2 separate regions of the Homo sapiens genome follow, and region 2 is linked to region 1. Evidence: chromatin contacts called from ENCODE Hi-C or POLR2A ChIA-PET data. All regions are on one chromosome and are shown on one strand. Each heading gives the region's core, a stretch centred on a gene start or an enhancer-like site at or near the end of the contact. The rest is flanking DNA. Distances are from core to core; before and after follow the strand shown.

Region 1 (7,434 bases), core at 2,804-5,303:
TTATACTGTTGAGAGTGCCAGAGATGACAGTAATAGCATTATCTGATTTAATTTCAGTAGCAATCTTTTTAATTTAATAACTCTGATGTCAGCTTCTCTGTCATGTTGCCAAGTTTAATTCCCACTTCTACACGATTAATACTCTAATGAAGACACTGATTTTAGTGCTAGTATACACTTGTAAAGCTTTGCTCTTCTTAGCTACAACTGAAGCCTCTGCAGCGAACTATGATAAATTAACCCCACCTAGAGTCCCTATCAGTCACGAGATTAAAAACCATCGAACATTTCCATTTTGCTCTAAAACTTTATTACCATATGGCACATTTAACATTTTAGTATCTCTTTAATTTCCAAGTATTTTACTCTGCTTCTGGTGATTACTCCCAAACCACTCCACAAAAAGTAAGTGGTCCAGTTTCTAATTAAACCTCCAGAGAACAAGTGACTTTCCCCTAAGACCGGACTTACCCCATGCCCAACTCAGAATCAACTGAAAACCTTTTTTGTTTCCTAGTCACCTTCTCCATTAAAGTAAAGAGCATTTACCAAGCACCTACTCTGTAGAGGGTTGTGCTAAACCTGGCTGACACAAGCTAATCACATCCTATTTGTTAAAGTACTTCAAATGATTTGCACGTTTTCTATCTACACATAGAACAGTAGGGGGTATCAGGATCCTTTTTAATTCTAAAAGGCATATTGGCCCCTTTTTCTCGTTCAGATTTATTTAATACAAAGTTTAAAATCAGGGAGAGAAGATCAGTAGAGACTGAAAGTCTGAATAATTCAAGTATGCAGCTGTGGTTGGGAAGTCCAAAACACAGCCCAGCTCTCAAAGCGTAAAGCTACATTAGGAAGAGATAAACAAGCCCCCAAATATCTAATTTAACAAAGGTAACAAAAAGGCACTGCCAGCTCTCTGTGCTAACAATTCAAGGATAAAGGGTGCAAGGAGTGAAGTCCATAGTTCTACCTCTCTGTCCACAGAGATGAACTATGCACCTTGGATCTCCCACCAGCAACTACAAAAACCTCCCATGGTGATATTGTGAGGCTTTGCCTTTTCCCCAAACTTCTTTTTCTTTTCTTTTGTGAGACAAAGCCTTGCTCTGCCATCCAGGCTGGAGTGCAGTGACGCGATCTCAGCTCACTGCAACCTCCACCTCCCAGGTTCGACTGATTCTCCTCCCTCAGCCCCCCAGGTAGCTGGGATTACAGGAGCGCACCACCACGTCCGGCTAAATTTTTTTGTATTTTTGTGGAGACGTGGTTTTGCCATGTTGACCAGGCTGGTCTTGAACTCCTGACCTCAGGTGATCCACCTGCCTAGGCCTCCCAAAGTGCTAAGATTACAGGCGTGTACCACGCACCCGGCCTGCCTTTTCCCCAAACTTCTTAACCTCATGATGACTATTAAGAGCACCAACCAATCTCTTTTCTATACTCAAGGCATGGCAATGAGCTGTTTTTCTTTTATTAACCCTGTTAGAAGTCATAGTGATTATTTGTTTACAGTGATGGTCAAAGTTTGTCCTCTTGGGTTTTACAGAAATGACTCCAAGCCAGGCCTTCATTACTTTGTACCTGGATCATGGCAGCAGCCTCCTTGCTGGTCTTCCTTCCTCAGTCCTCTCCTCCCTTCACCATCCCTTGAGAGAACAGACCTGCAGCCCAGGCATCCTCAGCGCCTCTTTTCAGATAACCACATTCCTATTTAAAACAGAACCAGCCCATGCCCACTCTCAGTCCACGAGGTCCAGGTGTAGATGGCCCTATACGCCACCCTTTCAGGAGAGACGTGAACCTGGTCTAGCCTGTCTGAAACCAGAGGCTCAATTCTAGGACACTACCTGGGTTTCTGAGAATTGGATGTAGGCCTGGAGCTTCTAGCCATCAGCTTAGTGCTGGAGAAAGGCACCTCCCTGAGAAAGGAGCTGGCACAGAGATGGTAAGAAGAGACCCATAAATCGTGACTTTGCCAGAGCCCCTGGATCCAGCAGGCTGAAAGCCAGGCTATCTTTGGTCTTCAGTAACTTGAGCCAATAAATTCTTTTTTGATCCAACTACTTTGAATTGGGTTTTTGTCACGTGCAGCTGAAACGGTCATGCCTGACACAATCACACACATTGTTGACATGACACTCTTACTTGAGAATCCTTCTGTTGTGCTATTTTGTCCAGGATTCTAGAAAGTTTCCTGCAAAATCCAAATGAGTTTATTCTTTTTTTTTTTAATCAAACTCCTCTCTCTTACCAGTTGGGTCCTTTTTACCCCCAGATAAGCCAGTTTCTCTCTGTCTTGACCCCCAAGGTCCTGCCTCAGTATGTTTCTTCAAACCCTTCATCATCTCACTTTCCAGGTATAAGCCCTTTGCATTTTGCTTTTTTTATTTTATTGGGGTTGTTTGTTTATTTTTTTTGTTTGTTTTATTTTGAGACAGGGTCTTGCTCTGTTGCCCAGGCTGGAGTGCAGTGGTGGTGCAATCACAGCTCACTGCAGCCTCGACCTCCTGGGCTCAAGATCCTTCCACTTCAGCCTCCCAAGTAGCTGGGACTATAGGTGCATGCCATCATGCCTGGCTAATTTTTTATTTTGTGTCTGGGACTATAGGTGCATGCCACCATGCCTGGATAAATTTTTATTTTGTGTAGAGATGAGGTCTCTCTATGTGGCCCAGACTGCTCTCAAATTCCTGGGCTCAAGCGATCCTCCCACCTCCCAGACTCCCAAAGTTCTGGCATTATAGGCATAAGCCACCGTGCCCGGCCCCCATCTCAATTCTTCTTTCTACTTCCATCGGCACTAGCTCATTTCCTGTATTCCTTATTATGCACCTGCTGATAGATTAACAAGGATGTCATTCCCTCAATTAAATCATAAATTTCTTAAGAAAAGGCCCATGAATTGTATATTAAATGTTCTCAAACCTTTTAAAATGTATACTACGCCTCTTGATAAGTATAAAAATTTGACACCTCTTTTAATTTCAAAATAAATTAAGTATTCTGACCAAAAGCAAACCCAGTATTTCACATAGTATTAAACATAAATTAAACTTGGACAAGAAATTTGGATTGTGTCTCTCAGACCAGTGATTTTCAGATTTGAGTGAGCATGAGAATCACCTGGAAAACTTAGGAAAACACAGATTGCTGGGCTCTACCTCCACAATTTGTTTTTCAGTAAGTCTGGGGTGGGGCGTGACAATGTGAATTTCTAACACATTCCCAAGTGATGTTGATGCTCTCCTTTGGGGACCACTGCCCTGGAGTCTCATCCTTTCCTCTATCTTAGTTGTTGAGAAAAGTGTGGGCACCTTTGAGGTCTAGATTCAGAAGCCCACATCATAGGTGCCCGATCTGTTCTGTTATTCCCGGTGTTGTTATATTTGCTGTTAGCAACAGGAAGTCGGTGTCTAAAGCTGGACTAGTAAGCAGGCCTTTTGATTCCCAGTCCAGGGTTCTTTGAACTCTGCCACAATACCTCCTATGTGGATACACCATTCAGTATAGTGCCAGCCTCTCACGCTATCCTTTCTCGTATCTTATTCTATTACTTTGCGCTACAGTGTTTGAAATTATCTTTCTCTAAACAGCCCAGAATTTTTTTTTACATCATAGAATGTATTTTTTCCTTCTGCCTCCCGAATTCAATTAAAATTCAATGTTTAGAGAGTCTGTGCTTTAAAAGAAATTAGACAATGGGCTTAAACTTGCTCCATTACCTTCCCCCCTAACAATTATTTACAATTTTCCTACAAAACATATTGAGGCTTCCCCCCAGGCTCTATCTATGGGATTCTCAACTTTATTGACACTGTTGAGGATGGTTATTTGTGGCATTTCACAAAAAAAGAGGGGTTGGGGGTGGGTGAGGTATGGAGAAACAAGATTCATGAGTTGAAATGTTTTCTCTCCATTTACCCCATGGAGAGGGCAGGCTGGAACCCCTGCTCTTAGTGTGGTCATGGAGTTTCTAAAGAGACATCAACCATGTGTTCAAAAGCTTGACAAGAGGCTGGCCCAGAGCGAACCAGGGCAGAGAAGCATGAGGCTAAGAAAAAGAGGAGCCAAGAGTCAAGCAATTAACATTTTTTCCATGCTTCACTATAATTAGCCAGATCAAAGGGGACCTGGGCTCACAGATTTCACCAGGCCACATGACTCTCGCAGGACAGTGAGCCAAGGGCCCAGGAGGTCTGCAGTACAACTAATTGTTCATGGGCAGAACTCTGTTTTCTTGTAAATCACTCTCTTGTGGATTCCTTATCACTTGTTCTGATTCTGAAGTGCCACACTGGGGAAAATCCCCAGGCCCTACATGGCTCCCATTTACAGTGTTTGCTGTGTGTGTCACAGATGGTGCACAAACACCTCAAAATGGCCTTGCCAGGAAGGCTCTGAGGCTAGAGGTTAAGTAGCTTGGCCAATGCCTGACTGCTAGGAAGTGGCAGAAACTGAACTCAGATTTTTCAAAAAATCAGTGATTCGCAAATGCTCCTCCTGATCATACAAGAGTCAACTCAGCAGCATATTAAAAATACACATTTTGGCCAGGCACAATGGCTCACACCTGTAATCGCAGCACTTTGAGAGGCCAATGCGGCAGGATCGCTTGAGCCCAGGAGTTCGAGACCAGCCTGGGAAACATGGTGAGACTCCGTCTCTACAAAAAATTAAAAAAAAAAAAAAATAGGCATGGTGGCGCGCCTGTGGTTCCAGCTACTCAGGAGGCTGAGGTGGGTGGGTCACTTGAGCTCAGGAGCTTGAGGCTCCAGTGAGCCATGATCAAGCCACTGCACTCCAGTCAGAGCAAGACCTTGTCTCTAAAACACACACACACATACGTTTTGAGCTAGTAAGTCCAGGGTGAGGGTGAAGCTGGAACACAGGATCTTTAAAAAGCCCCAAGTGATTCTATTTTCCCTCAGGTTTGGTAAACCAGTATCAAAAGTTAAAAGACCATTTGTGGAACTCCCAACATACTAAACACAGAAACTCCATTTAATGGGACTTTTACAGATTCCTTAACATGACAGTCTCTTCTAGTCTTTTCCAGAGTAATAAATACATTTTCTTTTTTAAATTTGTATTTATTATTGTTGTATCTTATTTATTTATTTTAGAGACAAGGTCTTGCTCTGTCACCCAGGTTTGAGGGCAGTGGTGCGATCATAGCTTATGGCAGACTCAAACTACTGGGTTCAAGCAGTCCTCCCACCTTGGCCTTCCAAAGTGCTGGGATTACAGCCACAAGCCACCACACCTAGCCAATAAATGCATTTTCAATTACAATCCATACATATGTGAGTCCTATGCCCAGAACTCTGGGTGGTTCCAAGCTGCACTCAGAACAGCCAGAATGCTTACAGTGACTTATAAATGCTACCTGACCCGGCACCCTCAACCACTGGACACATCGCTCCCTCCCTCATTCCTCACAAAGGCACTAGCCTCCCAGCCATTCTACAGACATTCTAGGAATTCCCACCTTTGTGCCTTTGCACTGACTGTTCCCTCTGCCTCTAACACGTTTCTTCCAGATATCCACATGGTCAACTCTCTTGCCTCCTGTCTCTGATCAAACAGCAGCTCAATAAGGCCTACCTGACCATTTTATTAATATCTAAAATTGCAACCATCCCCCCCACATACTACCATAACTCCCAATCCCCTCCTGCCACTTTGTTTCTTTTTGCCATAGCACAATCAGCTTCTAACATACCACACAATTTACTTATTGTGCTAATTATTATTTATCTTTCCCACTACAGAGAAAGCTCCATGAGGCCAAGGATTTTTGTCAGTCTAATGATGTATCCCAAGCACCTAGAACAGTGCTTGGTATGCAGTAGGTGCTCAATATTTGTTGAATTAATGAATATAATTGAAAGAAATTTTACACAATACGTAACCTTACTATGTCTGTACACTGATATTCTCTATCCAATTCTATTCAAATTTACTTTATTAAGTCTTGGCTGCAACTCACTAGTAGGTCACCCACAGTTTGACAAGCAGACTTATTTTGCCAATAACTTGCTGAATGCCTATTTAGGGCCCAGATCAATTTCCCAGAATGTGCCTTTTGACAAGTCAAATACAAAAAGCTTCCTCCAAAAGTTCTTGAAGAGTCTAACAATTAAACATGCTGGCAGACCATGTATAAATAAGAAAGATGATAACATGGTAAAATTAGAAGTTTTGGTATATCATTCCATTGCCAAAAATGTTAGCTTTGATAGTGCCATCACTTTTAATGGCAAAAATTGCTTTTGCACCAACCTAAATAATAAATATATGACTGTGGTGAGGCAAGGCATCAGTGAGTCACCGGAAGGATCACTAACATGTTTTAAATTATATTAATATATCTGTAGCACAGAATAATGTTTTAAAGCATATAGTTTAATCACAATGTTTTATAAATTTTCCTTTCAAAACTTAAATGGGAAGGACTGGTATTATTTCAGATTAATAAATCCAGATGAATAAGATTAGTAGATCCAACATTATCATTAATGACCAAATATTTGTAGTTATATCTTATGGGATCTTAAATCTTTTCTTTAATCTTAATTCGACTGCATATTTCAGAATTTAAATTAGAAGATTTCCTCGCTGTATTAGTTTACTAGAGCTCACATATGAAGTATCACACACTGGGTGGCTTAAACAACAAACATTCTTTTCCCACAGTTCTGGAGGCTGGAAGTCCAAGATCAAGATGCTGGCAGGTTTGGTTTCTCCGGAGGCCTCTCTCCTTGGCTGGCATTGCAGGTGGTCCCCTTCTTGCTCATCCTACATGGTCCTTCCCTCTGTACTTGTCTGTATCCTACTCTCCTCTTCTACTAAGGACACCAGTTACATTGGATTAAGGCCCTCTCTAATGACTTCATTTTAACTTAATTAACTTTTTAAAGACTATCTGCAAATACAGTCACATTCTGAGGTACTGAAGGTTAGTGCTGTCACACATGAAACTGGGGAGGAAACCCCACACTTCTAATTCTAGTACTTATGCTCAGGAATAAGCATATTCCCCTACATCTTTGCCTGCTGTCATATATGCTGCCAAAACCGCAGAGGAAATTGTATAATGTCATTTTCAATGTACATGACCTTCCTGAAATAAATAAAAATGACCTGGCTCATTACATAAATGAATGAATTAAAATGAATTTAACTACAACTACAATTTCTAGTTTTTTCCATCAACTAGGAAAGATGAAAGGACTTGTATGTTCCCCCAAAGCTTAGGCTTCTTTCCTAGATCTTTCATTTTAGATTCATTTACACAAACACACCTTTTTCTCTTAAACATTCTTCTCTGGGAATTGATGCAAACGCAAAAGAGAAAGGAAGGGAGGACCAGTCAACCATTCCAGGAGGAAACGTGAGGTCAAGAGAATGGTTTAACATCAATCAGGT
Region 2 (6,942 bases), core at 1,542-4,041, 76 kb after region 1:
AAGATGACGTGTTATATTTTGGTTTGTGATTCTGCTAATACCCCCAGGACAATCATTTCTGAAACTATTTGTACCCTTACTTGTATTTCAGACTTTAGCGCACAGTTAAGGAACGATTTTTAATACATTTTCCTCCAGACTACTAGCATTTCTTTATCTATATTAAAATTAAAGATTAGTGTTAAAATTAAAAACTAGTATCATGAAAATCCACAAATAGTCATAAGATATCATTTTAGTCACAACTCCTTGCTAATTTACTATGACATCTCTATGTTTCAAAATTAAGAAGTCCAAGTGGCCAGATTTATTTTTAGCTTCATTTTAATTCTAAAAGCCCTAGCTTTTAGTAACAAGTGATAACGCTGTGAATCAGGCAGTCAACTAAAGGAAAAGAAGCAGCAAAGAACTGGGGTAGCAATTTGCCGGTCAAAAAGTTCAAAATTCCGAAGTGGGAAGGACATGGGGACAGCTGTGGAGTGGGGAGCTCCTTCCGCTGTGGGGTCCGGTTCGCTTCTGCCCGGGTGTGCACGGTTTCTCCTTATGTCTCACTTCTAACCACAGGACAGCCCTGGTGCAGACTCTAGCCTGCTCCTATCTTCAGATTGACGTTCAGCAGCTGAAGGATTATCTGTGCTGACACGTCTGATTAGAAATTACCAGTTTACTTTCAAATGTGTGGAGACCACAGAGGGGCCAACATTTACTTTCTATTCAGGTTTATCTACCTTGCAAGGAGCCCTAGAGGAGGCATCTCTTCCTTCTGCTTTATTACAATTCAATTTTACTTGTAAACGAAACCTACCCCAGGGGATTTCTTAAATGTGAAGGTTTCGCTTACCTCTTCCTGGGACCAGTGGCTCTTTGGCAATTCCATTTGGGACTTGTTCCTATGTCTCCAAAAGTAGAGGAAATAAGCCCATTTTTCACTGCTCTAATTTAAAATCATTTTAACAGAGTTCATACAGACTAGGTTTGGGTCAAAATGATTTACTAGTACAGCACAGTTAAAGTCAGTAAAAATACTGGGGCCATGAATGAGAATAGATTGCTTAGGTTGGTAGAGTTTACTGCTTTAAATTTTGTGCTAAGAAAACTGGTGGAGGCTGACATCAAAGATGGTAAATTAAGCATTAGTTCCAATTTGTGGTGTGACAGGTACTAGTATTAAATAGCTGTTCTCCCTATTTCACTAGGAAGCAAAGAAGCAAAGCTTTCATACTATTAACTGGAAAACAAAGAATAAAGTATGCTTACTTCACAAGCAAAAATAAAAAATGGGAATTCAAATCTCTGGCTTTTTTCTGCATTACAAAAGAGTGGCTTCATGATTTCTGACCCGTGCAGCTCCAGAGGGTCACACTTGTTCTGCTGTCATCATCTTGAAATTCTTAATAATTTTTTTTGAGACAGGGTCTCACTCCATTGCCCAGGCTGGAGTGCAGTGGGGTGATCATGGCTCACTGCAGCCTCGACTTCCTAGGTTCAAGTGATCCTCACAACTCGGCCTCCTGAGTAGCTAGGACTACAGGCATGCACCATCATGCCCAGCCAATTTAAACAAATTTTTTTTCTAGAGACAATGTCTCATTACGTTGCTTGGGCTCTTAATAATTTTTGAACAAGGAGCCCTGCATTTTCATTTTGTATTCAGTCTCCCAAATTATATCACCAGTCCTGCATTAGATATATGAACATTATTATTCTATTACCCTTACCTTCTTACCAACAGAATGTGTTTATTCATTCATTCACCCAATGTCCTAATCTGTTGAGACCTACTGTGTGCTAAAGATGCAAAACGCTCCAATAAGACAGATAAACTCACGATCTTCATGGAGTTAAAAATGAAAAGAAAAAACAAAACAGTGAAAAATGATAACACTTAGAAAAATACTTAAGTGCTAATGTGACCTTTAAAACTTTAACAAAAATTTCACTGGGCAGTTAAGAAGGTTACAGTATTCCTAAATTGAACAAATATACCTGATTTTGCTGCTCCTCCTGGTCTTCCAGAGCACCCCCGCCTTCTCTCCAACAGGCTACACCCTAAGTGAGAAAGCAGTGTTCCTCCAAGGAAAATTGAAGTAGCAAGTACTTGAGGGCCAAGTGTACGCATTTCAGGAAACTGCTTTTCAAATTTGGAAAGGTTAGCATTTTAGAAAGGAGCATATGTGCTTCCAAGTACAAGTTAAAAGAATGAAACTCAATGTGCACACACATTCAAGAGCTCCACTTGTCTCTAAGTATCAAGCTCTAAGCACCCCAGTGAGCTATTATCCCATTAGATGTATTTGGATCATCTATGAGAGGCAGTCTGGTGTGATGGTCTTAATGAAAAACACAACATCTGCATTAATTGGTGGCTTATGAGTATCTTTCCAACAACTCAATTTTTTTTTTTAAGACAGAGTCTCACTCTGTCGCCCACGCTAGAATGTAGTGGCGCTATCTTGGCTCGCTGCAACCTCCGCCTCCCAGGTTCAAGTGATTCTCCTGCTTCAGCCTCCCAAGGGTGGGACTAGCTACAGGTGCATGCCACCATATCCAGCTAATTTCTGTACTTTTTTTTTTTAGTAGAGACGGAGTTTCACCATGTTGGCCAGGCTGGTCTCAAACTCCTGACCTCTAGCAATCTGCCCACCTCAGCCACCCAAAGTGCTGGGATTACAAGCATAAGCCTGTAATCCCATGAGCCCAGCCCCAACAACTCAATATTAATGCTGACATTTGATAATATTTTAAAATAGAAATGTCTGGTAGCACACAAACAAGCATGTCCTGGCAGCTTGCCAGAAAAGACACGTTATCCATCAACCAAGACTGAATTGAAGAGAAGTGTTCTCAGTGCATTCACCACCTTTAAAATACACACGGGCAGCATGTCTCAACCCATATCACTGGAAATTTCTCTTTTCCTTTCCAGGAAAAGAGCAACCAAGTTAGTTGTTATCTAAAGTAAATGGTTGAATCAATCATCATGGAGTGATAGGACAAAAGCACCCTACTAAAGACCCCTGACAGAAATGATTAAATCAGCATAAAGCAACAGCCGCGGACTACCTCACAGTAACATGTTCAACTGTTGGGCATTTCTGTGCTGTCTGTATGAGTGCAACTAAAGTAGGAACAGATATAAGAAAATCGTCTTTTGAAATTAACTTGACCAGAGATATATACATTTAAACAGAATTTTATTTTAAGCATTCAGTCATTGGCATCCAAGACAGAAAACTGCATAGAATCTGCATTGTGCCATGAGGTGTGAGAGTGATGGACACAAGAAGTGACTTAGCCAAAGGAAGGAAGGAAATTACCAGCACAACACAGAGGACACGGGGCAAGCAAGTCATGAACCCCAAATCAGTATCTTGCTCAGGTAAACACCTGAATTCAAAAGTTTCCAGAATACGTTTCAACAAGTCATCATTCAAATGCATATAAAAATTGTGACAGGTACAGGTTATGCTAAGAGGCCACAGTCGGGGGCCAGGGGAGCTGACAGTCATCTGTGGTAGATGGTGCTCTCCCAAATCCCCACCAAAAACATTGCTCATAAAGTTTCCCAGGAGCTCAGGAAAGAGAAGATTCCCTCCAGCTGGGCAATCAGAGGAGACTTCATGGATAAGTCAACATTCAAACCAGGCCTTAAAAGGCAAATAGGTTTGGGGTCTGTGAAGAGAGGAGAGAAAGGTGAAGGGAACAGCGTTCAGCAAAGGCACAACAATGTTATTCTAATCTTATGTAACCTCTCGTGTAACTAGTGCACAAGAAACATCAGAAGATTCAGTGTGGCTAAAGTAGAATAAACAAGACCGGGGTGAATGGATGGTAATATGTCCAGTAGTGCCTGGGGTAACACTGTAGGAGGTCTTTATCTTACAGGGAGCAGCCAAGGTATTTTGAGCATGAAAGGGCCATGCTCACACCCAAGAGGATTACTCTGGCAGCAACATGAGGCTGCATAGGAGTGAGGCAGGCATGCAGGAAGGGAGCCCAGGCCAAGGGCAGATACTCTCCACCCACCACAAGTCTTCTGAGCCATTTTGAAACAAATGTGATAGTGCATCAGGACACTAAACGAGAACAATATTTAATGCCAGAAGGCTTTTTAAATGGTCACCCAGCAGGTCATGACCCAGCAGGACATGACTCTTGTAACAGCATGCTTCCATGACATAGAGGTATATACTACATTAAGTAACTCTCTTATAGTAAATTCAAGACAATGAAATTTCTTGTCATTCTATCAGATTCAGCTTCTAGTTTCAGATTAATTCAGTTTTACAGCACATTCTTCTGTCCCATTTCTGACATCAATTTCAAAAATTTTTTTATCTTTTTCTAATAATATACTTGTTACAGTTTTTAAAGAATTATATACAACCATCAAAGATATTATTTTCTTTTTATTTTGCTCAATTCCCCCGAGGATCAGAAATGAAAGCTCCGAAACCCCTCAATTGAGCCCTAATCTTAGAAAATATCACTTCAACATACACCTGCAAATATCACTGGCAAGTTTCATTTTGTGAAGATAGAATAACGATCTAGCAATATAACATGATACTGAAGCTTGCTGTTGGTAGAATAACAATGGCATCTTTCTGAGGAAAAGAGTCTACTGACCAAAGCAATGAATTTATAAACTCCTCAGGGTCACAGCCCTGTAGTACATTTACTTCTTTGTTCCCATAGTACCTATCACAGTTTCAAGCACAAAGCTGCAGCAGAATCTTAAGATTAAATGAGAAAATGTATATAAACATTTATTGTATATTACGAAGTGCCATATTAAAAGCAGCTGGCATTAGTTGACTTAGAACTCTAAAGAACTAATTGTACTTTTAATTGGTCTCAGTGGTTATGCAAAAGAGATAAAAATACAAATTTATGAACAGGTAGTAATCAGACTATAAACACATGAAAGCATATGGGAAGAGAGATGGGGAATTAAAGATGGGGTCTCACAGAAGGGACAGATGATATTTAAAATGCCATCAGAAGTAAGAAAACCCATTATGTGGTGACAGGTGTTAAAAAAAAAACTTGTCCAGACACTGAGAACATGCATAAGGATATCTGCATGGCATCTCAAATTATGATCTGTGGAGGTCAAATATATCTAGTAACACAGTATATTTACCACGTCCTGAATAAGAAGTCACCTACTAATAAGAATATTACAAGTCCAAAAATCAGCTAGCTAAGGAAATGCAGTGGGAAAGCAATAGAAAACTAAAAGTAGATGAAAATAGAACCAAAGTCCTTTCTTTGTAGTTCTTCCTTTACAGTTCTTTATAATTCTTTACTGTTCTTTCTTAGTCTGCTTCTGTTCATTACGTTACCCCCAATATCTAGAATGTTTCCTGGCACAGAGCAGGATTCAATAAATATTTATGTAACCAACTGTTGGTAATAGCGACCATTTATTGGGAATCTACTTTATCATGCCTGATATTAGGTAACTTACATGTTTTTAAACTTCACAAAAATTCAAAGAGTTAATATTACTATTAGGACCTAATATTACTATTACATCCTGTAAACAAAGGACCTGAGGCCAAGAGTCTGTAACTTGTCCAGAACCAGGAAACTGATGAACAGCAGAATTTAACCCTGTCTGTCCAGATCCTCTGTTCATTTGCTTTGCACGACAACACATGGCCATAGAGTAATGTGAACACACGAATAAAGGTGGTACTTTAAGACTTGCTAATACAAGAAAAAAGTACTAACACTTCATTTTACTTACAGACTTGAGGAAACAGTTTTTTCTGGAATCTGACTGCATGTAAAATCCTAAAGCATCCCACATGGGGGGAAAATGTTATTCTAATCCCATGCTGTAAGTAATGCTACAGAAACAATCTGCCAAACCCTACAAGCCTAACAAGCTAAATAAGGAAAGTATAGAGAAATGAAAATATTTCCCTGGTCCAATATTTTCCACCATCTTAGAATCCCATCAGATTCAGAGTTCCAGATCTGCCTCATCTGGACTGCAAGATTATTATGGTAAAACCACTCCACACAAAGTACAATTGTCTGAAATTACACTGAAGTCAAATGTACATCAAAAGGTGCCACACAGGGAAGAAGAGCTCACCGCTGTGTAATTTAATGAAACCTACTGAGCACCAAGGGCACAGACAGCCAAATTGAATTTTAAATGTTTCCTACCAGGAGGCTATAATCAGGATAGCCACCAGTGGGTGGATGAGATAAACGAACTGACTTTCTTCCACCAGGCGATCAAAATAGAATACCATCTTTATGCATGAGACAAAAAAAAAAAAAAAGAAGAAGAAGAAGAAATTAAAATATTCAGCTTTCACAATCTCTCTCTCTCTTTTTTTTTTTTCTAACTACATGGTCACTTCTAGATTCTGCTTTCCCCCAAGGTATCTTTTGTTAATGAACATCATAATTGTTTTCCTACTTTGATTTTTATTGCAATCTATTCCAGACCAAAAACAAACCAAAAAAAAGTGCTATTCCTATAAAGTACAAACTTCTCCATCATCCTGGTCCACCAGCGTAGTAACTGTTAAGCAGCTGGCACTATCTGAGGGGAGGCTTAAAATTATGATTAAAGTAGACACAGCTAGGAGCTTGCCTTTCAACCAGCACAATCAAATGTAAAAGAAAATGTCAAAATTCAAAAGCCATGTGTTTTTAAGAGTAAATGAAGTAGTATCTACCCACGTGAAGGTTTTCAAAACACTGTTTTCATAAATCTATGTATTTTACCCTGATCTTTCTCATGAGCTCTATGCCCAGTGTTTCCAACTGTCCATTTGGCCTTCCACCTTAAAGTCCCTGCAGAACTTGAACCAAAAGCTGTCCAGAACTCAACTCATCCCCTTGCTTCCTAAATCAGGCCTCCTGTAGACACATCAGTCTCCAAAAGCAGCGGCCTCATTCTACGAGGCTCATGGA

Evidence for each region. Hi-C counts contacts between places; a loop is a spot of excess contacts on that map. ChIA-PET counts read pairs that join two places held with the same protein, here RNA polymerase II (POLR2A). Pooled maps may share reads with other maps.
Region 2: a loop to region 1 is called in a map of Right ventricle myocardium inferior, with 2.5 times the contacts of the local background. The contact joins two enhancer-like sites. A Hi-C loop is called at or near these places in 10 of 168 maps with a recorded cell type or tissue (IMR-90, OCI-LY7, Right ventricle myocardium inferior and 5 more) and 4 of 50 pooled maps. POLR2A ChIA-PET finds 5 or more read pairs at or near these places in 3 of 52 experiments (AG04450, OCI-LY7 and WTC11).

What each region holds. Positions count from the first base shown.
Region 1 is chr13:39,497,783-39,505,216 of GRCh38, forward strand. The region is part of intron 2 of LHFPL6 (LHFPL tetraspan subfamily member 6); the gene reads right to left. Among named protein-coding and RNA genes, the nearest start is that of LHFPL6, 100 kb to the right of the region's middle. RefSeq lists enhancers at 461-1,105, 1,106-1,750. Within about 2 kb of position 4,054, at least 2 of the 41 ENCODE cell types and tissues checked have a DNase peak (open chromatin) inside an H3K27ac peak, as active enhancers do; they include heart right ventricle and left ventricle myocardium inferior, where a contact is called at or near this core.
Region 2 is chr13:39,575,246-39,582,187 of GRCh38, forward strand. All of the region lies in intron 2 of LHFPL6 (LHFPL tetraspan subfamily member 6), which reads right to left. Among named protein-coding and RNA genes, the nearest start is that of LHFPL6, 24 kb to the right of the region's middle. Within about 2 kb of position 2,792, at least 3 of the 41 ENCODE cell types and tissues checked have a DNase peak (open chromatin) inside an H3K27ac peak, as active enhancers do; they include heart right ventricle and left ventricle myocardium inferior, where a contact is called at or near this core.